Linked DNA regions of Mus musculus: all the other regions are linked to region 2. Evidence: chromatin loops called from intact Hi-C (ENCODE). Cell type or tissue: heart. All regions are shown on one strand. Each heading gives the region's core, and the rest is flanking DNA. Links, peaks and the distances in the headings are about the cores only. Region 1 holds the start of Chid1 (chitinase domain containing 1). Region 2 holds the start of Gm16982 (predicted gene, 16982). Region 3 holds the start of Ap2a2 (adaptor-related protein complex 2, alpha 2 subunit).

Region 1 (10,119 bases), core at 3,091-7,090, 73 kb after region 2:
TTTTTTCTCATTAGGCCTCAATTCCTCCCTTTAGGAATGGTAATGTATATTCTGTATACCATGGTAAGTCGGAAGTACATAATTTGCTTTTTTGGTTTTACCGGGGGTTTCAATGAAAAGATTTCCATCCACCTCTGAAGATACTTGGACTTTGGGCATTAAAAGGGTGTTGAGACTGAGAAAGACTATGGGGACTTTGGAGTTGGGCTAAATGCATTTTGCCTTCTGATTTATATGGCCACGAACTGATGGGGACAGGGAGTGGAATGTGGTGGTTTGAATGAGAAGGCTCCCCTCAGGTTTCTACGGTTGAACACTTGGTCCTCCGTTGCTTAGATTGTTTGAGAAGGATTAGAAGGTATGGTCTTGTTAGAGGAGGTATGTCACTAGAGGAAGGCTTTGAGGTTACAAACCCGTGTGTGGGTTCTAGTGCTTGCTCTGGCTGAGCCTTGTGGCTGTGGATCAGATTCGATCTCTCCGCTCTTCTTTCACTCTGCCATCATGGACTGTGTGTCTTGGTCACGGTGTTTTATTACAGCGACAGAACAGTAACTAAGATAGAATGCTTACAAACAACAGGAGTTGTTTGGAGGCCAGAGTCTAAAATAAAGCTAGCTACAGCTGGGGTTCTCCTGGAGGTCTTGAGGTAGCTGCAAGTGGCTGTTGGGCATTCCTGGCCTTGGAATTGTGTTACTCCCTTCTGTCCTCACCCTTCCAGAGCTTTCAGTCAGCCTCAAATCTCCCTCTCATCCTCTTATAAGGACAGCCTCTCCTCACAACACTGGATTTAGGGTCTACCCTAATCCTTAATTTAAGATTCTTAATTTAATTATATGTGCATAGTTCTTATTGACAAATAAGGTCTCGCTGAAAAGTCATAAGAGTTAGGACTTGTACAGTGTTTTGAGGAGGGGGCACCATTCAACATAACCATCCAGTAAGAGGTTTGCCTACGGTTGCTACCCAGCCTCCACTTCTCTTTAGTTTGGGGTTTTAAGCTAGTTTTAGAATACTAAGAAGCATAGAAAGTCCCCTGCAAGCATGTTGAGGCAGCAGCTCTTTGCAAAGCCCAAATGCTGTAGGTATAGAGCTACATGGATCCCAGATGGCTGCCCAGCTGCTGACACCTATACACAGCAACCATCATGGCCAAGGTCAGCCAGGCCAGCCGTGTGGGACACAAACAATTTGCTGTGCTGGCCCTGGAGCTCTTTCCAGAAGCTTCCTCCTTCCTTCTTTCCTGGAATTGCTTATTCCAGCACTGAGAGAGGATGTCTCTGTCCACAGTGGGAGAGGGATCTGCAACACAGAGTGCTGGGATGCATCCATCCTTCTGAACTTCTACCCTTTGCACAGGGATGTCTCTAGATCCAGGCATGGTATGAAACACATACCTTCTAGATGACCCAGGCCAAGGACTTTGGTTAGAACATAGCAGAGACGTGGGTCTCACTGTCAGGCAGGGGCTTGTTGGTGCTGATTTGGCAAATGAGTGGCACAGAGCCACTTTTAAAAAAAATTTATTATATGTAAGTACATTGTAGCTGTCTTCAGACACTCCAGAAGAGGGCTTCAGATCTCATTACAGATGGTTGTGAACCACCATGTGGTTGCTGGGATTTGAACTCAGGACCTTTGGAAGAGCATTCAGTGCTTTTACCCGCTGAGCCACCTCACCAGCCCACAGAGCCATTTTCAAGACTAGGACTGTACCTTCACCCCACTGGGATGCTGTTGAGGACACCTCTTAGGTTGTCCCCAGGAAGCAGGCTTAGGCTGAAGATCCTTAGCTGCCCATGTGCATGAGGGTGGTATGTTCCCAGAACAAGACCAGAGATCCCATTGGTAACAGAAAGCCCACTGGGTGGACAGCAACTGCCCTGCTCTTGCCCACTTTCCAGTGCCAACTGCAGACAGATGGTGGCTCAAGACAAACAGCGTCATAATACCAGCCTGGGACCCACGGCTCAGGGTCAGAGCTTGGACCTTGGTCAGGACATCCCACATTGCTGTGGTAACAAAGACTGAGAAACTGACTAAGGTCTGGTTTAGTGCTCTGGCCAGGGGAGTTATACTCAGATTTACACTAAAGTTAAAAGAACTAGGAACAGGGGCTGGAGAGATGGCTCAACGGTTAAGAGCACTGACTGCTCTTCCGAAGGTCCTGAGTTCAAATCCCAGCAACCACATGGTGGCTCACAACCATCCATAACAAGATCTGACACCCTTTTCTGGCATGTCTGAAGACAGCTACAATGTATTTACATATAACAACAAATAAATCTTTTTTAAAAATTAAAAAAAAAAGAACTAGGAACTAAGATTCAGTTTGCTTGTTTATTTATAGGCAGGGTCTCAGTTAGCCCAGGCTGGCTTTGAATTTATTGACTATCAGATTTCAGTTATGAGCCACCATGCCCACATTTTTACAGTGACATTTTTACAGTCACTTTTAGATGCCTTTGTATAATATTTTACTCCACTTCAAACACAATTAAATAAGCATTTTCAAACTCTTTCTCTCTCTCTTTCTCTAAATATATACATATACATATATATGTAGATAGATAGATAGATAGATAGATAGAGTGTGTATGTTGCTATATAACCCAGGCTTGCCTTGCACTTATGGCCATCTTCCTTTTAAGTGCTGATATTATAGCGCCATGCATCATCACATCTGGCTTCAATTTCTAAAATGCCCCGCATTTTAGTACTTTGTTTAAATGAGCAACAATATCTCAGGAATCCCAAGAATTTGAATTTTTAAAAACATTAATTCCTTGGGCCAAGGGGCTGACTCACTGGGTAAAGGCACTTGATTAGAAACCTGACAGTCTGAGCTGGATCCCCAGAAACCACATGGAGAAAGGAGCGCCAATTCCCAGAAGTGGTCCTTTGACCTCCACATGCCTCCTACTGCTGCTTGCTACACACACACACACACACACACACACACACACACGCACACCATATAATAGATAAGTAAATAAATAAAAATTTAAAACATCTTTTTCAAACAAAAATAAATAAATGCAGAAAATCTAAAGTTACCTCAAATACTGCAGAAACATTAAAATTGGAATGGATTCACTAATACGGAGTGTTAATGCTTTAGTTCTGATTCTCTTGGTCTTTTCTATCCATCTTTCTGTATTTTCTGTGTGACTAAAAGGTGGCTAAACACTTGAAATCAGTTTGGGGCTGGAAACATAGTTCATTGGTAGAGTGTTGGCCAAGTAGGTGTTTAGTCCTGAGTTCACTCCTAATACCGTGGAGGGGAGAGAAGCCAGTGTTCACCTACACACACATACCAGAGATCTGGGGCACCCTTTGTCAGGCTGTGCAGGTGAGGGCAGGGCAGACTTTGTGGGTACAGCTCAACAGGCTCCTGAGCATCTGTCTAATGGAACCCTGAAAGGGGCTGGTCTTGAGTTCTGTTTTTCTCTCCTTTCTGTTCTTAAGAGTCTGCAACACAGACTGGGAGTGGAATCCTTAGTGGACTTTGCCAAGTCTTTAGCTCAAAGACCTCTTACATCAGTCAGATCCAAATGCCTTCGCTGGTTTAAAAGAATGATGGTCTCTTTAGTATTGCTTGGACTGAACAATTCTCAGGACATCCACCTCTCCAGAGTTCTGCCCACTTGGAATCACTGTTCTGGGCATTTGTTCCTAGTAGGGTGCTGAGCTGGATGCCAGGAAAGCAGATGGTGATGCACAGCATGCCTTAGCATACACACCCAGCCCCGCCCCTGTAGAAAGGCTTGGGGGACAGCTGGCAGAAAATATGGGGAAGAGAAAGGAGGAAACGTGATTCGGAAGGAAGAACACGAAGCTCAGCTCAGTGAGAAACCTCTGCAGCAGCAGGAATGGGGAAACAGCCGCACTGCAAATCCTGGAACAGACCATAGTGGAGTGGGCCAGAGGGTTTAACTGGGTGTGGACAGGCCAAATGTGGTTTCTGCAGGAAACTGCTGGGAACAGCAAGGGATGGGGGTGGGGACTAGTCAGCTTGATGAAAAATAAAAATGCTGGTCACGTGTGCTTTCAACCCACTCGAAGAAGTGTCTGGGCTCCTCTTGCTAAAGCTGAGATGGGGGTGGGGAGCGTGGTGTCTGCCTCTGTGGGTTCTAGCTCCTACAATTTGCAAGACCAAAAACGAGGACCAAGACAGCTCTGGGATTTAGGCAGATAGAATGTTCGCTGTGCTAGGCCATCTGGAGAAGGATGTTATATTGCCTGGAGCAGTGTCTCTACTGGAGACAGTGTAGTGGGCACTGCAAACCTATAGATAGTGACAGAAATGTGGCAACTGGGATAATGTGGAGGTTCAAAGACTTGGCGCACAGTCTGTCCTGACACATCTGGGAGACTACGGAACTGACTATGCGCATAGTGACCCACGTCCCCCATACTTGACAGGGATGGGTTCCCAAGACCCTAAAGGCCTTGGTGGTCACATAAGTGGACGTAATGTAGACTTCAGCACAGTGCTGAGGCAGCCAGCCATCAATCCCGGAGAGGGGATGTTCAACATCACCACCAACTTCTCTGGGAGGATTTCGGGATCTGACCCCACTATTCTGCTGTACGACAGGCCCTTGATCAATAGAGGGACTGGCTGCAGGAGCGGAAACAGCACCTACGGCTACGAAGTACACGTTCCGCACACTCAGCTCTGTCTTCATCCAACTGACGGTCCCGATCCACTCTCAGCCCTTCTCCAGCTCGCCGGTCGCTACGAGGCTCCACCTCTAACTCCGCCCTCCAGCCATCTCGGTCCCGCCCCATCCCAGCGTGCCGTGCGCAAGGCATCTAGGAAGCTGGCGTGGCGCAGCGGGAGCTTGTGGAGGCCAGTGGGCGGGACTTCCGGTTGATTAAATCGTCTTCCGGCCGTGCTTGATGGGTCTGGCCGGTCTCCTGACATGAAGGTGAGCCCGGCTGTGGCGGCAATGGGACTGCTTCATCTTCCGCGTCACAATGCGGGAACGTCGGGCAGCGAGGCTCTCCCCGGACAGAACGGGCAGAGTGTGAGCGGGAAGGAGAGGGCACGGATGAGAGCAATATGGGAGCTATGAATGTGAGGGCGAGGAAGTGAGTGAGGATGAGAGGGTTTGAGGGGGAGAGCGATCGTGTCAGTGTGAGAAGAAACAGATGTGAGGGTGAGTGGGAGCTCGTGCGGAATAAGCAGATGTGAGGGTGAGCTGGTGGAAGAAACAGATGTGAGGGTGAGTAGGTGTCAGAAAGCAGGTGTGTCAGCCTGAGAGTAAGGGCGTATGTGAGAGAGCGAGCGGGTGTGAGGGCCCGAATGGGTGAGGGGAGATGTGAGAACATGGACTTTATTAGGGGTGAGAAAGCGAGTGGGGATGAGTATGAGCAAGGGTGAGAGAGTGTTAGGGTGAGAGCAGGTATGGGAGAGAGTGTGACATTGTTCTTTAGTAGAAGTGTGAGCGCCAAGTGTGTGACTGTGAGGAAGCTTTCGAGCCAACAGTAATCTGAGAATATGAGCGAGCACAGGCCGTTGCATAAAATCAAGAGAGCCCGTAGCGATGGCTTTAATCCTAGCACCCGGGAGGCAAAGGCTGGCAGATGGATCTCTGTGAGTCCGAGGCCACCCTGGTCTATAGAGTGAGTTTCAGGTCAGCCAGGGCCACATAGCAAGACCCTGTCTCCAAAAAAGAGTTTGGGGGTGGGGCAAAAGAAGCCGCAGGAAGCACGTGTGAACAGCACAGTAGTGAATGTGTTAAGTTTATGTATGTGCCAGTGTAGCTGGATATGAAGAAACATGGGTGAGTGGTGTATAAAGGAGTATAAACATGAACCAGGATGTAAGATAACGAAGTCAGAGATTTCAGATATGTGAGTTAGTGTGCATAGCTTGTGGAGCCACAAATGAACGAACGATGACATGAGTGTGCAAACGAGTTAGCAAGGCCAGAGTGGCTGTCGGGCATAGAGAATGAGCTCTATGTGGAGGGCCCAGCCTCAGGTAGGAGGGTATACAGCAAGTTGTATGGGTTCCTTCAAGTTTGCTAGGTACATGAGGCCTTACCCTCAGCGCAGCCTCAAATCTTGAACACTCTGTGATGGAAAATTTCCAAAGAACTTTCCACAGATCTCTAGACTGGAGCCCAGGGAGGCCCAGAGACAGTGTGCTGGTGACAGAACTATAACTTGAGCCATCTTATCACAGTCCTGTTTGCATTGCATTGTATAGTTGGGATGGGATGGTAGCCACGTGCCCCATGGCTTGGTGGGCTGCCCCCTGTGTTGGTTTCCTTATCTGTAAATGGGAATAACATTTATGCCTGCCTGAGTCCTGGTCTGTGGAGAGAACTTGTGGATAATTCACCAGGTTTGGCATGCAACATATGGTCAATAAATGTCACCTGGGGTTGTGATCATCCTGCTTCTTACGTCACCTTCATTTCCAACCATACACTCACCCACCTCCTCATATGAACAGTTCACTCCAAAATGTGTTCTCAAAAATGAAAATGTAGGCTGACCATCATACTTGCTGTAAGAGCAGTGAATCTATTAGAACTGAAGGCTGAAAGTATGGCCCAGTATTTTCTTAGTATATGGAAAGCCATGAGTTCTAATTCCCTGCTCCTACAAAACCGATATTAGGCAGCAATAGTAAAAGGTGCTCAGGATACATCAATCGGCATCCCACAAATCCTGCAATACCAAAGCAGGAGCTTAGTGTGAGAGCCAAAGACCATCTCTGTTGTTATTGTTGTTTTGAGATAGGGTCTCCTGTAGCCCAGCATGGCCTTGAACTCAACTACATCGCTAGAAATGTACAACTACATAACTGAGAAATGACCTTGAACTCTTAATTTACCTACTTCTACCTTCCAAGTGCTGGGATCACAAATGTGATCCACTATGCCCCATTTAAAACTTGTTCTTTTAATTTTTAAAAAATTGTTTTTTATTTTATGTTCACTGGTGTTTTGCTCAAAAGTATGTCTATGTGAAGGTGTCATCTCCTGGAACTGGAGTTGTAGACAGTATGTTACACACATAAATGACCTTGAACTCCAGTCCTCTGGAAGAATAATCACTCTTAATCACTGAGCGATCTCTCCAGAGTCCCTCGTCCCCATTTAATGTTTTCACCAACTTATTTTTATATGTATGTGGTTTTTGCCTGAATGTATTTATGTGCTCACAGAAGCCAGAAGAGGGTGGTGAGCTGCCATGTAAGTGCTAGGAGTTAAACCCAGATCCTCTGGAAAAGTAGCCAGTGCTCTTAACCGATGACCATCCCTTTGGCCCCCACAGTTAATTCTTGTTTTTTTTTTTTTGTTGTTGTTGTTGTTTTTGTTTTTTGTTTTTTGTTTTTTGTTTTCTTCGAGGCAGAGTTTCTCTGTATAGCCCTGGCTGTCCTGGAACTCACTTTGTAGACCAGGCTGGCCTCGAACTCAGAAATCCGCCTGTCTCTGCCTCCCAAGTGCTAGGATTAAAGGCATGGGCCACTACCGCCCGGCAGTTAGTTCTTGAGAGAGAGCTGAAGTGGACAGTGCACCACAAAATTAACACCAATTCGATTCTTTAACTCTGCACATGCACAGCAGATTGTACACATAATTTATACACATTAATGCATTTCTTTGTAAAAAGCACCTGACATGTCTTGCTTTGAGTCTGCTTGAGAAACATTTGAAAGCTTCTCCTATGACTTGTCAGCCTCACTAAGACAGTCCTTCCAGTGGGGAATGATTTGTAACCCCAGAGTTACGAGAAGTATAGCATGTTCTCCGTTGTTAGCTTGGTATAAGCAGAAGCCAAGACTCAAGTAGGCCGAATTTATAACATTCCACCCTGTGTACAGGGTGTGCTGCCCAAAGGACAGCCATTAATGCTGGAAGACAAAACACATTTTGATGTAAGAATGCTATGAGACCCTAGGAGTCTGCTATGTGAAGAACATGACAGAGAATGTGCCCTAATGGTCGTTTGGGCAGTGGGAGCCATGGAAGGTGCAGTAGCTTGGACACCCTTTATATCATTATACATGCCTCACCCTTGTATACCCTTAGTAGTCTAGAAAGTTGGGTCACCCCACCCCTTCTTTTTAACAGGGTTTCTTTGTGTAGCCTTGGCTGTCTTGGAACTTGATCTGTAGACCCAGCCTTGGAGATCCACATTTATGAGCGTCTAGGAACATGGTGGTAGCATTGATTTTTGTTCTGCTCCACTTCAGACACAACCCAACGAACCTATCTTCCTCTATGTGTCCAGAGAGACCCCCACCTTTTTGGTATTTTGGGGTTTTGTTTCTGGGTTTTTTTGAGATAGGGTTTCTCTGTGTAATTGCCCTGGCTGTCCTGGAACTCACTCTGTAGACCAGGCTGGCCTCAAACTCAGAAATTTGCCTGCCTCTGCCTTCCAAGAGCTGGGATTAAAGGTGTGTGCCACCACACCCAGCTAAAAGGATTTATTTTTTTAAAGCACGCGTATATGTTTGTGTCTCTGTATGAGCATCTAAGTGTAGGTATTTATAGAAATAAGAATGGAGCATTGGATCCCCTGGAACTGGGGTTATAGGTGATTGTGAGTACCTAACGTGTGCTGGCAACCTATCTCTGGTCCTCTACAAGAGTCGTATGTACTCTTATTTGCTGAGCCATCTCCTCAGCACATCCCACCTCTCTTTGGTCAGTGGGTATTTGGGGTAGTGCCCAGGGCCTCATGCGTTCTAGAAAAGTGGATTACTGAAAGAAATTCCCAGCCCTTCCCCCCCACCCCTTTTATTTTGAGAAAGGGTCTTGATAAGTAGCCCAGGCTGGCTTAGAACTCTGTAGTACAGACAGACCTTAAACTTCAAGTTCCACGTGGGATTATAGGCCTGGGCTACCAGGCTAGGCCTTCCTTCACCCTTTCTGCCTGTAGGTATAAAGTCACAGGTCAGGGAATAAGGAAGTGTTTGGCAGAGGGACTTTAGACTATGTGAACAGTGAGCAGCTGCAAGTCTAGGCAACAGATAGATCAGTAGAGACTCAAGATCACAGGCACCTGGACATACTCTCAGTCCTGGACAACTTACATCAAGTTTCTTACTTCTTTCCTTCTGTGACCCAGTTTTTCACCCAAGGGACAGAAGCCTTGCTTATGTAGGAGCTAAGGCTAACAACATCCCTGTGAGCTAGGATAATCATAGTCCCACTGGCCAGGCAAGGTGTGGGTGGGTTTTTCTGGGTTACTGATCTCAACCTCATACTGTGGTTAGGATTTCCCATTCCCTGGGGGTATGGGCCACATAATCTAAGCGTCACAATTGTGAGGGCCAAGTGGTAAGCTTGGGTAAAGTGAGATACAGGGAGTTATTTTCTCTTATTTCTCATTTTGTTGTAGGAGAGAAGCTGGTGGGGTGGGAGACTAGGGTGAGAGAGTCCTGGATCTTACTCCTCTAACCAGCCAGCTTTTATAACAATCACTGCCTTTGCTGGAGGCATCAACCATCCAGCATTATTTTATATATAGTTTTTTTAAGTTCTCAGAGCCTCAAGTCTAGGCTTTCTTGTGGTCTGCCCATCTTCTAGTAGAATCTTCCTGGCTTGCCTTACTCAAAGACCACTTGTTAGTCATAGCTTCATACATGTGTGTTGGTGTTCTGGAGTGTCAAAACTTGGAGGCTTATTGCCACAATCCCAGCTTTCCTCAGGTCGCACCAGGAGCAGCGTCAGGGAAGTGACAGCAAAAGGAAACAGGAGGCCATGGGAACAGGCAGTGGGGCATCAGGGTGGACCTGCCTCTATGCTGCAGCTAATGGCTCATACCCTGCCTGGCTGGGCTTTCTGGAGGCTTTCAGCGTAGGCTCTGGCATCCCTAGGTGCTCTTGACCACAGGGGAAAGCTTTATTGCTCATCTGTTGGGCAGTGGTCTGGGTCAGCCTCCACAGAATGTTCCTGGGCTTTTGCAGCTCCCTCACTTGATCTAGTAGACTATGTGTTACGAGGGACACGAAACTAGGTGGATACACTTCTGCACACCTTATCTTGAAGTCCCATTGAGGGAATGACAGCCCACCTGGGCAGTGTCTATCCAGAATTTCCTAAGATCTAAAAGTGAATTATGCAACTAAAAAGAAATGACCAATAGTTCCCT
Region 2 (10,119 bases), core at 2,810-6,809:
TCAAAAGGACTAGGAGGAGGATAGGATTTCCCGAGGAAGGGTGTAGTGGCTATTCCTGGTTGTCAACTTGACTATATTTGGAATGAACTACAATCCAGAATTGGAAGGCTCATCAGTGACCCTAATCTGGAGGCTGGGAGATAGAAGTTTCTGATCTGGATCTTGGTATGGAGATCTTGAGGCATAGTGGCTATGGATTCCAGAAGACAGGGAGATCTCTGAGTTCCACCTTCTGCTGGAGACCATATAAGGACACTGGAAGAAGGGTGTCTCGCTCTCACTCCTTCACCTGCTTGCCGTGTGGGACTGAGTAACTGCTAGATCCTTGGACTTCCATTCACGCTACTACTGAACCATTGTTGGGAATTGGACTGCAGACTGTAAGTCATCAATAAATTCCTTTACCATATAGAGACTATCCCTAAGTTCTGTGACTCTAGAGAACCCTGACTAATACAGAAGGGGAAATAGATTATAGTGTTATCGGAGGGGGGACTTAGCAATAACCACAAGAAAGTCCCAAATACCAGGGACCCAAGAGGGAGGACATTAGCCGAAATACCCAACAAAGGGGAGACAGAACCTATAGAGGCCATATCCAGTGGATAGGCATGGCTCCCAGTTGAGGGATGAGTCCACCCACCCACCTCAAAAAATATCAATCCTGAATTCCTCCTGTCAAAAGGAAATGCAGGAACAAAGAATGGAGCAGACACTGAAGGAAAGGCCATTCCAGAGACTGCCCCACCCAGGGATTCATCCCATCTGAAGACACTAAATCCAGACACTACTGGTGACGCCAAGAAGTGCTTGCTGACAGAAGCCTGCCTAGTATAGCTGTCTCCTGAGAGTTCTCACCTCTCAGGTCTTTATAAATAAAATAACCAATAAAAAAGAATATAGTGTTATGAAGCGATAAAGAGGAAACTGAAATAGTTAACAGGGTGGGGTGGTAGGAAGGGTCCAGGAGGAAATATGGGGACAACTAGCACTAAAGGCCACTTGAAAAAGCATATTGAAATTTAATTGTAGACAACTCCGAAAATATATACATATAAAAGGAATCTAAATGAAGTCACCAAATAACAGAACAGTGCTCCAACTAGACACCAAGAGCCACCAAGAGCCAGAAATGGGTTACATCTTGTTGAGCTATTGGCCAAAGGGAAGTCCCCCAGACACCTACTGGCTGCTCTCTACAACTGATGGCAAGGCCCTACTGCTGACGACAACACTCAGATCTCCTCACGCTCAGAAGTCAGGCTGATGCTTACCTAGAAGCTTCACCCCTGCTGACTCAGAGAACACTGCAGGAGAGAGAAGAAAGTAAGAGCCAGCGGGTCAGGTGAGACTGTGTCTCCTAGGAATGTCAGAGGCTGCCCCATACAGTCTCACCAACATGACCGCCAAAATGTGAGCTGACCAGTGACCACACTAAAGACACGCCAGCGTGGACAAGAAAAGCCTGCAAGGCCTCAGTCCTGCACAAACTACTACAGGCAATGGGGGAGCCCTGGACGTGGGGAGGCAGGCTTCCCGGGAGAAGCAGGGAGTGGGAGAGGTGGTCCTCCCCGGAGGAGCACACCAATCCTCTCTTCACTGCTGAAGGGCAGCCCTGAAAACACACAAGCAACATTATATGGACTTAACAGGATTTACTTAGAATGTGTATGTATTTAGAAATGTGTATGTGTGTGTGTATAGAGAGAATATATTTGTATTTATATACACATATAAATGCAATAGCAATTAATAAAAATATTATAATCTCAAAAATAAAAGAAAAAGGTGGAAATAAAAACAGAACATAGTTGGGTAAGTAGGGAGAGGTGGGAAGGGTCTGGGAGGAACAGGAGGGAGAAAACATGAACAATTTATACTGTGTGGGAAAAATGTTGTTTTCAATAGGAAAGAAAAAGGGGGTTAGAGGGCAAACCAACACAACTACACTGACAGATGCCACTGCACCTCTGCTGAGAACGCCAAGAGCAATCCAATGAGGGTGACTGAGAACCTGGCCAAAGCTGCAAGCCACATCCAGCCACATTCCAAACAAGGCCAACCCTTCCATGCACACAAGGCCCCTCTGCCTGCACTGCCTGCCTCGGCCGAATCTTGAATGTTCTCCAGTGTTCCAAGTGTTAGAGGCTTGAACTCTAGAGCAGCACTGTAGGTGGAGGTGAGACTTTGAAGGAGGGGGATCGGTGGGGGTCCTGCTGTTACTGAAGGGGGGCTGTGGACTGTGGTCTCATTTTGACTCTGTCTCCTGGGCTCAGAGTGAGCAGTCTACTCCACCATTTGTTCCCTGCTTTTGTCACATGCAATGTGTCAAAGCATGTGGCTTGCCCACAGAGGCCCAAAGCTTGCAGTCTCCCCAAACTTGGGTCAGAAACTCTAAAACTGTAATCTTTTAGAATCATCTCAAGGAGAAGCAAGATGGTGCAGCAGTGGCCAGTGTTTGCTGCCGAATCTGATGACCCGAGTGTAGTCCCAGAACCCATGTAGAAGGGAAAGTAACAACTCCTGACCTCCACACACATGCCAGAGGACATACAAGTGCACACTAACACAGAACAACAACAAAACAAAACCTCAAGGCTTTCACTGAGTAGACAAGGCCCCTGCCCTCAGCACCACCTTCCGGGAGTGAGGCACAGCTTCAACCCCATGCAGCCCCTCCTCCTAGGACCTCATTTCTTAGTCCATAGCTCAGCTAGTTACCACGTCAAGGAAACCTTCTTGCCCTCTCGTTATTTCAGGCCTTCCTTGGTGAATGGTGTGGTCAAGAAACAACTCAGCATGAGCCTCTAGCCCACTTAGCCCTTCCTCTTCAGACCCCTGCCACAGGGCCCTGGGAGGCAATCCAGCCAATGCCCACACTGCCCCTTCTTTCTACTAGTTCTTCAGGAAGCCTCCAATTGTACTCTGCTTCCAGAGTGACACATAGAGAGGCTATGCTCACAGTAGCAGCTGCTGTCCCACTCTTATTCCCTATATACTGTCACTCTAGGTCCAGAGCCGTGGAGAGACCAGTGTTATACCAAGTGAGGCAAGCCAGAGCCTCTTGTCTGTGGTCATGCACCTGCCTGTTTCTTCTCTAAGACACAGTCGTCTCATGTAAGCAATTTGCTGTACTACAACAATGATTAGGTGTGCGTGACCCTCTGACTGACCAGAGTCCACTTGAAACCAGTGCTGCATAGAGCTGACAACAGCTTAAACATTAACCTCTAATATGCCAGATGACACCAAGAAAACCTAACCAGCAGCAACTACATGTTCAAAATATAAGACTATCTTGGAGAATGAATATTAGCTCATCGTCTGGCACAGATGACCACACCCTGCACTGCCAGATGTCTACACTGGAAGGCTAGACAGGAAGCTGGTGCCAAAGAATCTGCTATCTACTGTCTCACAGACACTCGTGCAGGCCCGTCAGCCACTAAAAACCACCCAGCAACCATCCACTAGAATTCATGTCCAGAGCAGGGAGCAGCTTGGACAGCCCCTCAGGCTGCAGGACTCACAATTTCCTCTCGGATGGAGTAGTCAGCCGTTTCTAGGTAGCTCAGCATCTCAGCCACAATCTGCTGGGCGTTGCTCCGGTCACACATGGCGTAGAGCAGGTCCACTGCCCGCTGCCTCACACTCACGTCTCTTTCCGTCTGAGAAAAAAGACAGAGTCAGAGCCACTTCTATAAACCACAGGTTGGTGGATAGTAGCTAACCACTGCTATATATGAGTCCCTGAGTCTGGATGTATTTGTTCCATAGGAGCTGTCTTGGTGCACCCCACAGCACCGGCCCCATCGGGCAGAGTGCTGCCCCATCCCCAAACCCCTTACTGGGACCCCTTACTATCTATATGTGGGACCCAACACCTTAGGCCACTTGGAACCCACACACAACACACTGCCCTGTCCCCTCATACTTAGTCCACTCAGCGTGACCAGTTCTAGCTCTGTCTGTTCACTCTCCCTCCTCCCTAACCAGCTCTTCTGAGGACCACACTCTGGCCCAGTGAGCAGGTCACTGAGGCTTCTCCATTGTGTGGGCACAGACCAGCACCTTCCGTGTTGCCTGGGAGCTGGTTCCAAGGTTCTTGAGCCCCTCTCCAGGTGGTACAGGAGAGACCCACTACACACAGTGCTTGGGCAGCGCGGTGTCTGAGAGCAGCCATCTGTAGCTCCCTGCCGTGGTGAACAGTGCAGGATGCCTCAGTGCAGGGCAGAGGGCACCTAACGAAGGTGAGACTGAGACTTGTATTTGTGATGGAAGAGAACGACTGGAGCAGACACCCAGCCAGGACTAGGAAGAATGCAGCCTTGTGTTCAAGTCAGACACCAAAATGTCTGTTGATTTATACAAAAATACAGATAAGGGCCAGCCCTGCTTACTACAGCTTAAGACTCACCGAGATGAAGGGTCTTACATGTATGGCTCACTAATCAACTAACATGTAACATGGAAGCTAACATGCAGGCAATGTAGACAGTGTGTGCCATGCCAGAGGAACACACTACCAGGGTCACTCTCACATTCAGAAGGAGGTAAGAGACCAGGTAACCTCAGCTAGGTGCTTTAAATTCTGGAATTCTAATCCTTGAAAGAATCTAGAATCCTTGACAAGGAATTTTGTTGTGTAAGAGGTACACGGTCCTGGAGATAAAAACAAAATATTTCATCTTTCTATCAAAGAAAACTTTCTGTTTACTAACTACACTATGTGGCCTCCAAGCAGGTCACATGAAATCATTCCAGGAGACGGGAATGTGCTCAGCTGGCGCTGCTCCCACAACGGAGACACTCAGCTAAAGGCCCTCGGCTGGAGCGCTGTCCCCAGCTGCCACGTCTTTGAAGATAGCAGGCCCGGCTGCACTGCAGGAAGATGGACAGCTTCCTCGTCCAACTGCTGCGTTCACCCCAAACGACAGCAAGTGACGAGCGCCAGGCAAACACTCTGAGATCCAGACAGCTTGAATGGATTCATCTTAGGTGCCACACGAGGCACCTCCTAGTCTGACCTCCACATGGAGGCAGTGACACATGACCAACAAGGAGCACACCTTCAAGGCATTGATGACCGTCTCAATGTGGGTCTTGACGGCCTCGTGGGAGAACTCAGAGCTGGCCAGCGTGCACATGCTCTCCAGAGCCAGGTAGCGTAGGTTCGTCTCCCGGTGCTGCAGGAACTGGCCCAGCTGGTTGCAGGCGCGGACGAGCAAGTTTGGCTCACTGCAAGGAACAGGGGACATGATGAGGAGGGGAAAATAGTCAGGGAGGGCTGTGAGCTACAGGTGAGGACAGATGCAGTGGAGAGGTGCGGTGAGAAGGCAGCGCAGTGGTGAGAGGAGGCCCAGCGGGAGGCGCTGGAAGAGGTGGTGCATAGGACAGATGGCAGTCCAGGGAGGAAAAGCCTCGGTAAAGAGGACGCGAGGTGAGGAATGAGAAGTGCGGTGTGAAGTGATAGGACGGTGCTGTAATGAGGGGTCAGGGAGGAGGAGGTGCAGTGAAGAGGGGGTGACTTTCTAATGAATCTGCAGGAGCTCCTCTACTCCAGAGCAGACTCTGGAAAGCTCTGGTAGGCCAAGGCTTCACTTTCTTTTGTTGTGTCCAGGAAAGTGAGTTGGACAGCGGCCATGCAGGAAACTGGACCAGGCTAAGGCAGACAGTGAGTAACGAGGGCTGTGAATGTGGAACGTGGGCTAAACGGTCAACATTCCCTCTTACATACGTTTCTTAGGATGCTCTCCCTCACACCCTAAGTTTTGTTTTTTACAGTTCATTTTCAACCCTGCTCCAGTTTGGCAGACTGCTTTTGTCACTGCAACATTTATCTAAATGATGGAGCAAAAACAGCTGGTCCCAAACAGGCTAGAGTTCTGTCTGCTACAGCCTCTGGCAGAGACCCAGAGAGCAGTGCCACGGGCATACATAAGGGCACACAACCAGGACTGAGCATAAAAGAGCAGAAGCAAGATGCCTGCACTGTATATGACAACCACTGCCTGTGACCCAACCATGACCCTGTACAGAAGCTGGGAGTCATCACTACCACTGCCCCAGGAGACCCCAGAATACTGGAGCATTGCCTCTCTGAGCAGCGAAAGTCACACGGGTGTCCCTTCCTTTCAAAGAAGCTTCCTGTAATACTCAGAAGCAAAAAGGAGCTCTAGGGACGATTCCACAGCTATAAAAGTATCTATGGCAACGTCCCGGGGCCAGAGAGCTCACATGAAGTGAGCTCACAGCTCAAGAAGCAAGAGGAGCAGAGACCAAGGCTAGAATAGAGACACCGGTCAACATCTGCACAGACAGATGCCAACTGCCAGCCTCCACCTGCTGTCTCTCGAGAGGGATGCGCTGCTAGCAGGGCTCACCTGTCATGGTGGATGATCAGGCTGATGGCCTCAAACAGCACAGCGTTCTTGGCATTTGAATGCTGGACCTTCTTGGACTTGGGTGGCTCCTGGGCCTTGTTCAGGATGGTCTCCAAGCACTCAGTCAGGCGGCCACGCACCGCAGGGTCTTCTGGGCAGGACACAACTGTCGGCTGGGCTCCCAGGCCCTCATCCCACCAGCCCAGCCCCACACCCGGGCAAGAGGCTCCCGAGACACTGCCTGTCCTATGGGTGCCTCTGACAATTATTCCCAGCTGCAGATAAGAAGGGGAGCATTTGTAAATTGTCATGGGACAGCTCCCTGCTGCAGTGTCATAAACATGAGGCAGGGATGGAGCAGCTGTGGTACCTACACCTGCTTCTAATTTGGATGGCACTTAGACAGAATGTGTTAATCATAAAGTCCAAGGATTATGGGCAAAACCTCTACGGAGCTTCAGAGACAAGGGAGCTTTGCTCTCGGTTATCAACCCCAGAAACAAAATATAAAGCAACATAAAGAGAAAGAAGATTTCTAATTTGGTTCAAAGCAGAAGGAAAAGACAATGAGCAAAAAAATTGAAGCCAGTCATGTGGTACACACCTGTATGAAAGCACTTAGAGGGCAGAGGCAGGAGGATTAGGAGTTCAAAGAGAGTAAGTTCAAGGCCAGACTGAGTTACATAAGACCCTGTTTCATTAAAAACATAAGGGCCAGTGAGACCGCTCAGTGGATAAAGGCATTTGCCATCAAGCATAATGACCTGAGTTCAATCCTCAGAAACTACACGTGGAAGGAAAGAACCAACTCCCACAGGTTGCCCTCGGGCCTCCACATGCATGCTATGGCACGGCACCCACAAGGCACACACAGGCACACAGACAAAGTAAAGGTAAAAGCTATTAAAACAAAAACCAGTTACAGTGGTAAGAGCCTGCTATCCCAATACTTGGGAGGTTAAGACAGGAGGATTATAGGGAATTCCAGGACAGTCTAGGCTGTACAGTAAGAAACTATTGTAATAAATAAATTAATTAATAAATTAATTTTAAAAGAGGAGAAGGAGGAGGACAGAACAGAACCAAGGCTCCCAGTGAACTTTGTATGTGATACTCAAGTAGCTTGTGTGTGCACGTGTGAGGGGACAAAGGTCAGCCTCGGGTGCCATTCCTCAGGAGCCACCCACACCCACATTTTTGAGATAGCATCTCTGACTGGGACATGAGACTTGTAGTAGCTCACATTAGCTCCTCCATGTCTGCTTCTCTGTGCTAGAGAATGCACCACTATGCATGCTGCTGTATTTTAGACTGAGCTCAGGTACTGGAGTCTGCCATGCCAACACTTTACTAACGACCTCTCTCTGAAACACCTCCTAATAACCCTTTAACCCTAATAAACAAAGACTTTGTGCAGCTACAGGATAAATCCTCCTTGTGAAGAATCTCGGTGAACTGAATCTGTGACCATGAGTGGGTGCTTCGGGGAACACCAAGGAGGCAGGTAGGAGCATGTCACTTGTGGGCGGTGCTGCAAGAACACCCAGAGGGACTTCGGGGAACATTACCTGGGGGTGGGTAGCACTGCAGCAGTCTCAGAAGCTTGACTGACAGCCAAGGAGCCGGGACAAAGTAGTAAGTATAATCCTGAAGATCTGTTGATGCAGACGTCACAATCTGTAAAACAGGGGAGTAAGCGGCTGGCCTCACAAGACCCCACAGGGACCTACAGAAACACCGCACTGGCTCCCTGGGCCATACCTCTGAGAACAAGTTTTCAGGTATTAGGTATATCCAATGCTGCTTCCTATCCCCCCTCCAAGAGAAGCTGGCATGGCGACATCAGTTCACACTAAAAGGGACTATGCACCGCCTTCAGGGACATATGCAAATGCTTGCCAGCACAAGGGCTATTGGTGCCCTGAAGCACAGATGACCAAGGCTGCTTCCAAGCAACAGACACACAGCAACCATCCCTTAGTACTAGACACTGATACCTGAAGAAGGAATCAGGCTTTTCTTCATGGGCTAGAAAACAAACATTTGACCACACCCCAAAGCCCCCAGCCTGAGGCATGCTGAGTATGCTAAGCCAGGCACAGTCTCTACCTCCTAATCCAATATGGCCCCCAGCCTACGACCACAGCTGCCACCGCTATCTCAGCACACAGCCCTGTGTCCTCTCCACCTCGTTGATTTGCTTTGCTTTGTTTTTTGTTTTGTTTTGTTTGAGACAAGGTTTCTCTGTGCTACAGCCCCAGCTGTCCTAGAACTCACTTTGTAGACTCAACTAGCTTTGAACTCACAGAGATCCACCAACCTCTATCTCCCAAGTGCTAGAACTAAAGGCCTGCATCACCATGTCCAGCAACTTACTTCTTTACTTCTAGGGACTCAGGATTGTTCCGTCCCTACCTGTGTATACATTCAGCCATAATGAACATATTCTAGAAAGTTCATCCTAATGAGACTAGCTGGACTCAGGCTGTAGACAGCCCGGCCACAGGTAGCAGAGTCAGGAAAGAACTAGATAGGGAAAGAAGTGGACAGCAAGCAGCCAAGCCAGGCAAAAGAAGCCCCACAGCATCTCTGGGAGATGCAGAGACAGGCTCAATATGGTGTCTTTCCTATGTGTGCTTCCCAGCTACACCATGCTCAAAGATAAACCTGCAGCTTTAAATGTATTACAACAGAAAGACAAAACGCTAAATGTTTACGAAGAAAGACAACAAGAAGGCATAAACGAACAAAATAGGGGAACACAATAGAGAAGTCTAAGAAAATCCAAAGTGAAGACTCTGCAGGTCTTAGTGCAATCAATAGCACACACCTCAGATAAAGTGGGGACGAGAGGCCTAGACACAGGCCTAGGGTTCAATCCCAACACTGCCTCCCGGGGGGGGGGGGGGGAAAGGCAACAAAAAAAGTGGGCCTTGCTACTTGTGCAGATGAGATGAGCACGTGGTCAATGAGCCATGAAAAGATGCCCCACTTTATCACTAGGAAAATGTAGATCAAGATCACAGGACACACCCTACACCTATGATAAATATCAACAAAATCAAGCATGTCTGCACACTAGCACGGTGGTGCATACCTATAATCCCAGCACTTAGGGAGGGGGGAGAGAGTCAAGTCCAGCCTAGGCTACAGAGCAAAACCTTGTCTCAAAAAAAAGGGAGGCTGGATGGGTGGGCAAAACGCCTCACAGCCTAACAACCTGAACCCACATATGTGGGAGGAGCTAGAGAAACGTTTCAGCGTTCAAGAGCAGTGCTGCTCTTCTAGAGGCCCCAAGCTCGGCTCCCAGTATCCATACCAGGCAGCTCACAACTCTCTGTAACTCCAGGGAATGTGATGCCTCTGCACTGACATGCACATACCCACGTGCAGACAGACAGACATAGTTAAAATGAAAACAAGTCCTTTTTAAAAATGGAAGAGAACCAACTCCTAAAGTTGTTGTCTGGCCTCCGTGAGTCATGATGTGCACACACATACTCAGTGAGACATGAGTGAGGATGAGGAAAAATAGATCCTTTGTGTGCTGTTGCTAGAAATGTAAAGTAGTGCGGGTGCTGTGCAAACTATGTCAGTTCCTTTACAAAAATAAAATTAGATCTAATCCAGCAGGTCTACTCCCAAAAGACAAAAAAGCATCTAACGGAGACATTTACATAGCCACATTTACAACAGCACTGTCCATAGCAACCAAAATATGGAAGTAGTCCAAGGC
Region 3 (10,119 bases), core at 3,841-7,840, 51 kb after region 2:
AAATATGCTAAGCATGATGGCTCCCATTGAACTTAGAGGGCTAAGGTAATAAACACAACTACACAGGAAGTCGTAGGTCAGCCTGGACATCAGTATGAGACCCCATCTCATGTAAGTATCTCATGTAAGTAAAAAAATTTTTTTTATTAAAACAAGGAGTGGTCAGGCATAGTAACACATGCCTTTAATCCAAGCATTAGGGAAACAGATGTAGGTGGATCTTATGAGTTCAAGGCCAGCCCGGTCTCCAAAGTGACCTGGGCCCTAGTAAAGCCTACGACAGCCAGGGTTGTTACAGAGAACAAAACAAATCAATTACATAATTAAGTAAGTCAAATGAAGAAAATAAAAATAAAATAAAAAATAGGGAAATCCTGTCTTGAAAAAAAAATACATAAATAAATCTTTAAATAAATAAATAAATAAAAATATTCAACAACAAACCAGGCCTAATTTATCTTCACCATGATTGAGGAAAATCAAGTAACAACTTCATGTTTACATAGAAGCTTAAACAGAATTCAAATTGTCACGTTCCACTTCTCAAGGCTAACTTATGGCTAATAACTGAGATCCTATGAACAAATAAATTGAGATTTTAGTGATGCTAAAGTACAATTCAAAGGGGCATCTGCCACAGCAGACCCTGCCAGCTGAGCACAGCAAGCTGCACTCTTCTCTTAGGACGTAAGGGGCATCACTCGGCCACCCCCTGACTTCCTTCACTTGAGCTCCTACAATGAGTAAGGAGAAGGCATCCAAGCATGATAAAAGCACCTACACTGTCTCCAAACCCCAGCTCCACATGCAGGGATAAACGGCAATTTGGGCAATTTCCTGCCCATGGCAAAATGACGAGTGTCACAAGGACCCTCTGTCTTTCTGCTGCAGTCCTGCCTGATGTACAGTCAATTCTCAGAGTATGCCATATGTTCAGTCAGCATTGTACAGAAAGATGTTCTGCAACTTATGATGAAGCTGGGCCCAGTAAACCCACAGCAAGGTGAAAATACTGAGCAGAAAGGCACTGAATACACTTAACCCAGAGCCTCAGACTCAGGAGCCCAGCACACTGCAAAATCACACTTGTTTACTTACTGTGGTGAGCAGGGACTGAGGGGAAGCTGCTCTGGCTGCCCCTGCTCAGGATTGTGAAAGGATCATACCACAGCCCAGTAAAAGACCAAAAATCAAAGCCAGATTTTCATGGAATGGGCATTGCTTTTATGCATATTGATAAGATCAGAAACCCCCATCAGGCCAAACCATCTTATTTAGGATCACTGATATTCCCAATCATATCGGATTGCTGATAAGTCAGCAGCAGTTCCCAAAGTCAAGTGCCACTTGTCTGGGGGTGCGGCTCGTCCTCAGCACTGCAAAAACCAATAAGACATGCTAAATAAGTCCTATATGGCTCTCCTTCATGGCCATCACTTGTGAAAAAGCCAACGAAGATTCCAAACGCCCAGTGTCAGAATGGTTTTAGTTTCCTTGGAACACTATCAACACAACAGCCTGCATGATGTCAAGGACCACACTGAGTGAAAAAGCCCATCTCCAAAGGTCACACGCTGTACAATTCCATTTATGTGACATCCCTGAGATCACAAAATTACAGAGCTGGTGAGCAGATTAGCGGTTGCCATGGTGGGAGGCGGTGGGTGTGGCTGTGAGAACTAATGCTAGGGAGCTTCATGGAGAGAGCAGAGCAGTCTCTCAGAGGTGGAAGCAACTCGAAGCTCACAGTACACAGCATCACTCACACACTCACACACACACACACTTAGATACACATGTTTACAAGTAAAATTACTGACATCTAGGTGCTGAAATACTCGGGGCCCTGAGATCAATCACCAGCACCAAAAAAAAAAAAAAAAAAAAAAAAGTAAATAAATACACAAACAAAATAACGAAATCTAAATACCCCAGTGTTTGGTGGACTGGAGAGATGGCTCAGTGGTTAAGAGCGCTGACTGCTCTTCCAGAGGTCCTGAGTTCAATTCCCAGCAACCACATGGTGGCTCACAACCATCTGCAATGGGGTCTGATGCCCCCTTCTGGTGTGACTGAAGATAGCAATGGTGTATACATTAAATAAATAAATGAATCTTTAAAAGAAAAAATATCCCAATAGTGTACTAATACTGTCAGCTTTCCTGTGTTGAAAATATCGTAGTTACAAAAGATGTCCACATCAGGAAAGGTAGAGTGGAGGATACCAAGGGCCTTCCTGCCAATTTCTTCACAACTTCCTATGAATTATTTCAAAATAAATTATCTTAAAACTTGGACTAAAAACAAAAAAAACAAAAACAGATTTTTTTTTCATTTTTAACGTTCAGTGGGACACACATGGCACAGCACACATGCACAGTGTACCTGGCAGCGGTTAAAGTACAATTCGGGGAGTCCGTTCTCTTCCACCACGTAGTATCCAGGGATGGAACTCAGGTCACCAGGCCTGGCAGCTCTTGTCCTTACCAGCTGAGCTATCTTACCAGCCCAAATCAGCAGTTAAGAACACTGGCTGCTCCTACAGAGGATGCAGGTTCAAGTCTTAGCACTCACATGGCTACTAACAACTATCTATAACTCCAGTTCCAGGGATCCAACGTCTTCTTCTGACCTCCACAGGCACCAGGCACACATGTGGCAGACAGACAGACATGCAGGCAAAAAATTCATACACTGTGTATGTTTGTAAGTATGTATGTATGTACATATATATGTTATAGTGTGTATGTATGCATGTGTTGTTATTTAAAGAAGAAAAAAGAAACAAGCTGAGATGGCCCAGCAGTTAAAAACACTTGCTGCTCATGCAAAGGACACGGGTTCTGTTCCCAGCACCTACCAACCATCCTGGGGAGATCACAACGACCTGTTCTAGGAAATTCAAAACCTTCTTCTGGCCTCTCCCAACACCTCATGCACATGATACACATATAAACAAGCAAACCCACAAACATATAAGTAAAAATAAAAGCAAGAGAAACAGAAGAATGTACAAGGTTCTGATATACTGAAATCATATTACTAAATTCACAGGCCTTGGGTGAAGCAGACCAGGAAAAAACATGTTAGTTTTATGAGACTGAATTTGTCTGTTACCTGAGCTGCAGAGCTGCAGGCCTCGGTGACATAGGAGCAGGTTGGTGGCTGCCTATGCTAAGAAAGTAAACTAGTAACCAAGTGCAAACAAGATGCAGATCCTCCCAGCTCACACATCCTTTTGTCCACCGACCCTCCCCTCTCAGTGTTCATTCAACACAGGCCTTCAGAGAGATACCAGATTAAAACCAGACACGAAACAGACTTTGAGGACACATGAGCTCATAGCCGACCCCTTGAGAACCAAGGCTCACTGGCTGGCAGCTTCTAGCTCCAGGGTTGGTAGCAGAGCCAGGATCCAGCACTGCACCCTAGGGACTGACCTAGGACTCCCTCTCCACAGAGTTACCAGCCACTCTCATCATGAGAAAACAGTAACCACAAAAGCGAGAAAAGCGAGAGCAGTGACACTCCCCACCTCCCATGGCCTAGGGATCATGTTCACGCCAGCTCTGGTCCCCCCCCGCTCAAGTGAGAATGTCTGTGTCTTGCTTGGGGCTGACTCACTCACAGAGCACATATTGTACGCCAGACACTGAGGGGCACGGACGGGTGGAGTGAAGAGCAAGGCACAGAGGGCCCTTGCTTTGGTGCTTCCTGTACAGTAGGACATAAGATTCCCCTGGAAGAGACAACATCACACCATCACAGAGGACACTGCTCCACAGGAGAGGGAGGGCCACAGTGTCACGGGAGACCTGACAGCTGAGAAAGAAGGCATTCTGAGAGAATGGCTAGGTTACACAGAAACCTGCACCCAGAGAGACCCAGATACCAGGTACCCTGTCTTCCAACAGCTCCTCTAGGAATGGTCTTGTACATTCCATACAACTTTGGGGAACTATTTACCACTATTTCAACTGAGGCACTTGGTGTTGCCAAACATCCTCTAAAACATAGAACTGTCTCCCCACAACAAAAATCAATCATCCCCAAAGATTAGCTATGCCAAGGAGGGATGGCTTCTCTACCAATCAGCCAGTAAGTTATTTACCAAGTTCTTACCATGTACCACCTCTGATCAAACACAGGGCATGTCTAACAAGTGGTAACCTGTTGGGTGAGAAACTGGCTTTCACTCTCAATGTCCTGCACAAATGTAACCCTCTTCAGAAGGATGGAGCTGGGGAAATGGTTCAGGGGGTAAAGATACTTGCTGCCACACCTGAAGACCCACATGATGAAAAGGGGAAACAGACTTCTGAGAGAGACGTCCTCTGACCAGAACACAGGCACCATGGCTTGTGGGTGAGTACACATACACACACAACACAAACACTTATAAATGTAATTTTTTACAAAAATTTTAAGAAAATAACAGCTGGGCGGTGGTGGCGCACACCTTTAATCCCAGCACTTGGGAGGCAGAGGCAGGTGGATTTCTGAGTTCGAGGCCAGCCTGGTCTACCAAGTGAGTTCCAGGACAGCCAGGGTTATTAAAGAAACCCTGTCTTGAAAAAACCAAAAAGAAAAAGAAAAGAACAAAATGCTTCATGACTATGAATGTTATTGTCTAAAATTTTGGTAAGCCCTGATCCAAGGATGCCTGTATCTTTGCAGAGCAGGGAGGGACAGAAATCTACCTCTTCCAGAGTCCTACAGACCCAGGCAAGCTGGGGTCCTGCACACAGTCTTAGGGAATACAGTATAAATTTAAGTGTTAGTGTGACGACACACTGGGCAAAATTCCTCAGGAAGCATATTAATCTCTAAAGTAACAAAAATCATGGAGTCAGCTATTTGCTGGATACCAAGAAAAAAATAAACTGACAGGAAAATGGCTTTTCTTCTCATCAGTAAGGGGGTGTCTGATAACCCTCAGAAGTTTCTGTAAGCCAAAGTCCTGGGCACCCGCCCTGCCTGACCTTTAACCTTCCGACCCATTTCACTTTGAGCAGATTTTTTTTTTCCACCCAGGGGACACTGGCTACAGAACTGCTCAGCGGAGAAGCAGGCGCAGCTTCCAGCATCCACACCCGGCTGCTCCCGGTTCCCTGGGGGAATGAGTCACTTTAATCGCAGTGGGTGAGATCTAATCATCGCCCAACATGCCGCCTGAATCAGGTCCGAGAGACGTATAGTGTCCCTATCCCCGCCCAAAGAGAAATCCACGCTGTTTTGGAAAAGGCTGGGTTAAAGGCTCCATTACTAGAAAGACCAAGATGACATCATGCTGGGGAGGGGCGTCTAGGGCCGGAAACCCCTCGACTGTGCCACAAACCCCACAGACTCCCCACCGCGCCCCGCACTCCCATCGCTACACCTAGATCTCAAGACACCTAAGCCCCGCACCTCAGTCTGAACACCCACAGGCAATCTCCCAACTGTCCAAACCCATACATGCAATCACTCTACCAGGGGTCCGCACCCCAGATCTCTGCCTAACATCTCTGCTCCTACCCCAACCCCACTGCCAGATTTGCACCTCCAGGACCCTGCCCCACTCACCAGCACGAATCTTCACTCTACACCTCATCTTCGGGTCAGGACTTGGGACACCACCACCATCACCCCAGTCTGGTCCCCCCGCAGCAGGCTACCAACTCCCGCCAGATGTGCACCCAGGACGCGCGCTCTGCACCCTAAGCGCCCGCGCGGGACCCCCGCCCCACCGCGCGATCTGCACTCCACAGCCCTCCTTCTCAAGCCTGAGCGGACCCGCGCACCGGCCCACACCCCTCTCCCCGTTCCGGCCGAACCCCCCAGACCCCCGGCCGCACCTGCGGACCCCCGGCCGCGCCCCCGCTCAGGCCCGCCCGGCGTCTGGCACTCACAGTTGCGGATGTCGGAGATGAAGACCGCTAGGCCTCGCATCCCGTCCCCCTTGGATACGGCCGGCATCTTTGCGCCCCGGGAGCGGCCTCGGCGGCGGGCTAGAACAGCACGGGCGCGGCGGTCACGCCGAAGAGCCCTGGAGCGCGGAGCCGCCTAGCCACAGCCGCCTCGGGCCCCCGAGCGCCGCTCGCTGGGCTGCGCGCGCGAGCACGCACGACGCACGCGCTGGCGCGCACGCTGAGCCTCGCGCCCGGCGACGGGCGGTGCAAGAGAGCGTGCGCATTCTCGCGGTGCTGGGGGGCGGGGGGAGGACGAGGAGGATGGGGGCGTGGCGCGGGATAGAGCCGGATTGCTGCTTGGAGAACCGGAGCTGTGCGGAGCGCGCAGGCGCTACACCTCCTGGTATCACCGCCTGGTGAAGGATCCTTCCAATGTATACCGGAGTAGCCCCGATCTCGCTCTCACGGGTGAGCCCGGCTTTACCTAGACAGAGACACTGACACCAGTGCGGGATCAACCCAGTGTCACACAGGGGTGTAGGGGAGGAGCGGGCTGCACTAGCACCTACAGCAGTCAACCTTTGCCTGTGCAAACCGGCCCCAGAGCCCTGGCAGTTGGACTGACCTACCCCAGGCCACCGGCGTGGAACCGGAGTGAGAGGCGTTTACAAGCCTCTAAACTGGGACAAAAGGAAGCGCTACTCCAGGTTCCTACTTCCCTTACAAATGGGGAAACTGAGGCTTGAAGCTAGACTGACCACTCTTGCCGAGGTGACTGTTGTCTGGAGTACAACCTCTCAGCATTCATCCAGGCCCCTTTGCTTATTGCTTCTGCTCCCCTGTTCCCCTCTCTAGCGAGGTGGCCCCATTGGATCCTTCCTATGGACCCATTTTGCAGAAGAGCGGGATTGGCCCACCACTCCAGGAAGTGGAGATCATGGTGGCTCTTCCCTAGCTCTCTTCTGTGAAGAGGAAGCTTCACACCTAAGGTGGTTATCATGATCCAGACCCACTAGGCAGAACTCTCTGTCCCTTGCTTTTATACAGATGTGGTAGAGCCTAGTCCAGAGAATAAGAGGCACGACCCTCCTATAAATCAGGCAGTCCACCAAGGTCCCAGGACTGATGGAAGAAACTGAGAACATAATAAGCCAAATCTCTGGTGAGGCTGCTGAATTTGCCTGACTTTTTAAGAGGTGAAAGAGCCAGCACCAGAAAATAAACTTCCTCCAGCTTGTCTGCACCATCAAAAAGATGCTTCTGGGCCATATAAGGAGTGCTGGACAGGTGGCAATAGGAATCCCATTGCTTATGCCCAGACAGGAATGAGACTGCAGGAGATTCTCAGACTCCTCCATTGTACTGACTCTGAGAGTCACCACAGCCATCCTATAGTTAGTATTTTAAATAATTTCATTATAAATTATTTATTGAAAGGGGTGTGCAATGTGGAACTCAAAGGACACTTTGTGAGAGTCAATTTTTTTCCTTCCACCTTGTGAGTCCCAGGAAGCACCTTTACCCACTGAGCCATGTCTAAAAAATGGTTAATCTTGGTTGTCATATTGGATAGGATCTACTACACTCATCATGAAAACAAACATCTGGACACACCTGTCAGGAAGTTTCTAGATTAGTCTGATTGAGGCCCACCATAAATATAGGCTGTAAGGGTCCTGAGCGGAATAAAAAGGAACGGGGTGAGCAACAGCATTCATCTGTTTCCTGGCTGTGGTGACAATGTGACGAGCTGCCTGAGCTCTTACAGTCATGACTTCCCATTCTGAGAGAACATATCCTCCAACTGTGAGCTTCTACAAAACCTTTTCCTAGCTTGCTTTTGTCACAGCAAAAATAAATAATAATAAAGTGTCGCACAAGTGTGCCACATCAGGCCTGACAAGTGGACACAGGAAAGACTCCACCTATGGCCAGTGCCACCTATGGCCATCTCAGATACACAAGCCACCAGATCACTTTCCCCACACCGAAGCCTTGAACCTGAGCACATGATCCTTCCAAACCACTCACTGAAGGAGAGGCTGCCATTGGTAATGTGCCTTGAGAACAATTCTGTTTAAGTTGTCTGAACTAGAGACTTGTCACAGTATTTTCCCCAAAGACAGATGGTACTGAAAGCCCTGCCTTCCTCCACAGGTTGGAAGGGCGCTGCAAGCTCCAACTGCAGTTTGATAGAGGGGACAGCAGAGCATCCCAGACAGACAGCCCTGCCCTGTCTCATTTCCTATGCTCTCCTAGCTCTGCTCTTGCCCGCCTCCAGTCAGTTTTACAAATGACCCAGTTTCCTTCCTGTAGCTTCTTCAGTAAGTTACAGATAATGAACCTTATACAAAATCTTGGGGTTCTCTGCCTAGTACAGGTTTGGCTAGATCCTGATCATATTGAAGGGCAGGAATGCAGAAGTCCTCAGACCCAGTGGCTATCTTTGTGATTAGATGACTACCTGTGGTCATCAGAAGTGACAAGGGGGCATGCCCCTTTAACCCCAGCACTTGGGAGGCAGAGGCAGGTGGATCTTTGTGAATGTGGGGCTAAACTGCTCTACAGAGCTAGTTCTAGGACAGTCAGGGCTACACAAAGAAACCTTGTCTTAAAAAAGAAGGAGAAGGAAGAGGAAGTAGAAGAGGAAGAGGAGGAAGGGACAAGTACTCAGGAAGGCCAGCTCCTGAGAGCAGAGTAACCCCTGCCACAAATGACGTGTAGATATGGAAGGATTCAAAAACTCTAAAGTGGTAATGGGTGTGGCTCAGTGGTAGAACATTTTTCTTGAATATATAAGACCACTCGTATGATCCCCAGGACCACAGGAAAATAAAATAAATTTCAGTGAGCACGGCAGTTCATACTTTGTAATCCCAGCTATTTTGAAGGCCAAGGAAAAAGGATTGGAGGTATAAGACCAGACAGGCAAGTTAATGAGACTCTGTCTCAAAATTAATTTTAGTTTAGACAGGGTCTCATGTGGCTCAGGCTGACCTCAAACTTGCTGTGTAGCTGATACCGGCCTCTAAAATAATCTTTTAAAAGGCTGGTGATGTAGTTTAGTGGCAAAGTGCTTACTCAATGTAGAGATCAGGCTGTGCCCTGCTCTAAGTTACTACATATTATGTGGAACCATGGCTTTCAGGCTGTGCCTTGCCTTGGGTGACTCCATTTTACAAGCAGCATTTGGCTGTATTCTGAGTGCAGCTATAGAGGCAGGAAGGCTGTATCTCACTCATGCACATAGGCACCACCACCTTTCCAGCACCACCCATGAGGCACAGACTGATAAATAACATTCCTAAGAAGTAGCAAAGTTACCACCTTTGAGCTTATCAAAGTGTATTGGAACACTCTCAGAAAAGTGTAGCCTTGGGGGGGGGCAGTGAGGGATATGTGTGTGTACACACATATAATCCTAACACTCAGGAAGTTGAGGCAGGTGAATCTCTAAGTTGTAGGTCAGGGCTACACAGCAAATTCCTGTCTCAAGAACCAGTGGCAGGGGGGTGGGGGAGGGGGGTTAGGGGTAGCAGGCCTTTTAAATGTATTGAATACACTAGACCAAAAAGGATATACCAGACCCTTACCTGTATCACTTAAAAGAAGAGATACCTAACATTCCCGTGGCAGCAGTGTTGATAGAGATAGGACCCAATAAACTGTCTTCTGACCATCCTGTGTAGTATGTGCCTCAAGGGATGGATATGCAAAAACACCCCTTATTGTCCCCTGGGGCTTTGGCTCAGCATGATATCTGACAATTTGTCACTGCCCAGTCAAGTTCCAGTCTGTCCATCAGTCCTGGACTCCTCTTTCCGTCTGGACCCTGTCCTGCCCTTCATCTCTGTGGCCCTGCTCCTGCCAGCAACTCTCCCTCCCGCTGGGTTTGTAATATCTTATCTAGCCACATGTGTATATGCTCTTGGCCTGTCTTCCGGAAGACCTCTTTGAATTCAGAGCCCTCTTTCCCTCTTTTAGTTAGGGTTACTATTGCTGTGACGAAACACCACAACAAAAAGAACAGCAATTTGGGGAAGAGAGGGATTGTGGTTAACACATCTGTAGTCACAGTCCACTAAGGCAGGAAACTCAAACTTGGCTTTAGCTTGTTCAGCTCTCTCTCAGTTTTTCAAGACAGGGTTTTTCCGTGTAGCCCTGGCTATTCTGAATCTCAATCTGTGGGCCATGCTGGTCTTGAACTCACAGAGATGCACCTGCTTCT

What was found. A loop is a pair of places that touch in the nucleus more often than their neighbours do. Peaks named below come from ENCODE experiments on the same cell type or tissue, not always from the same donor. Only the 100,000 strongest peaks of a DNase experiment are listed, where the experiment ranks them.
Region 1: it touches region 2 in a loop (2.4-fold over the local background); 7 of 42 quality-filtered maps call a loop at or near these places.
Region 3: it touches region 2 in a loop (3.0-fold over the local background); 8 of 42 quality-filtered maps call a loop at or near these places.

The regions. Positions count from the first base shown.
Region 1 is chr7:141,534,585-141,544,703 of GRCm38, reverse strand. It overlaps Chid1 (chitinase domain containing 1), which reads left to right and starts at 4,876. Exons shown (of 13, transcript NM_001142681.2): 1 at 4,876-4,931. In heart, for the core only: no CTCF peak of the experiment used is centred there; DNase peaks (open chromatin) are centred at 3,873, 4,793 and 5,673; H3K4me3 peaks cover 2,484 bases; H3K27ac peaks cover 2,033 bases.
Region 2 is chr7:141,607,748-141,617,866 of GRCm38, reverse strand. Ap2a2 (adaptor-related protein complex 2, alpha 2 subunit) reads right to left here. Exons shown (of 22, transcript NM_007459.3): 7 at 7,952-8,060; 8 at 6,384-6,531; 9 at 5,070-5,238; 10 at 3,531-3,668. Gm16982 (predicted gene, 16982) reads left to right here and starts at 4,120. Exons shown (of 4, transcript NR_040337.1): 1 at 4,120-4,250; 2 at 4,745-5,162; 3 at 5,621-5,674; 4 at 5,785-7,801. In heart, for the core only: no CTCF peak of the experiment used is centred there; DNase peaks (open chromatin) are centred at 4,856, 5,626 and 5,966.
Region 3 is chr7:141,558,199-141,568,317 of GRCm38, reverse strand. It overlaps Ap2a2 (adaptor-related protein complex 2, alpha 2 subunit), which reads right to left and starts at 6,138. Exons shown (of 22, transcript NM_007459.3): 1 at 5,892-6,138. The coding sequence starts at 5,958. In heart, for the core only: a CTCF peak has its summit at 6,269; DNase peaks (open chromatin) are centred at 5,247, 6,157 and 7,647; H3K4me3 peaks cover 2,323 bases; H3K27ac peaks cover 2,202 bases.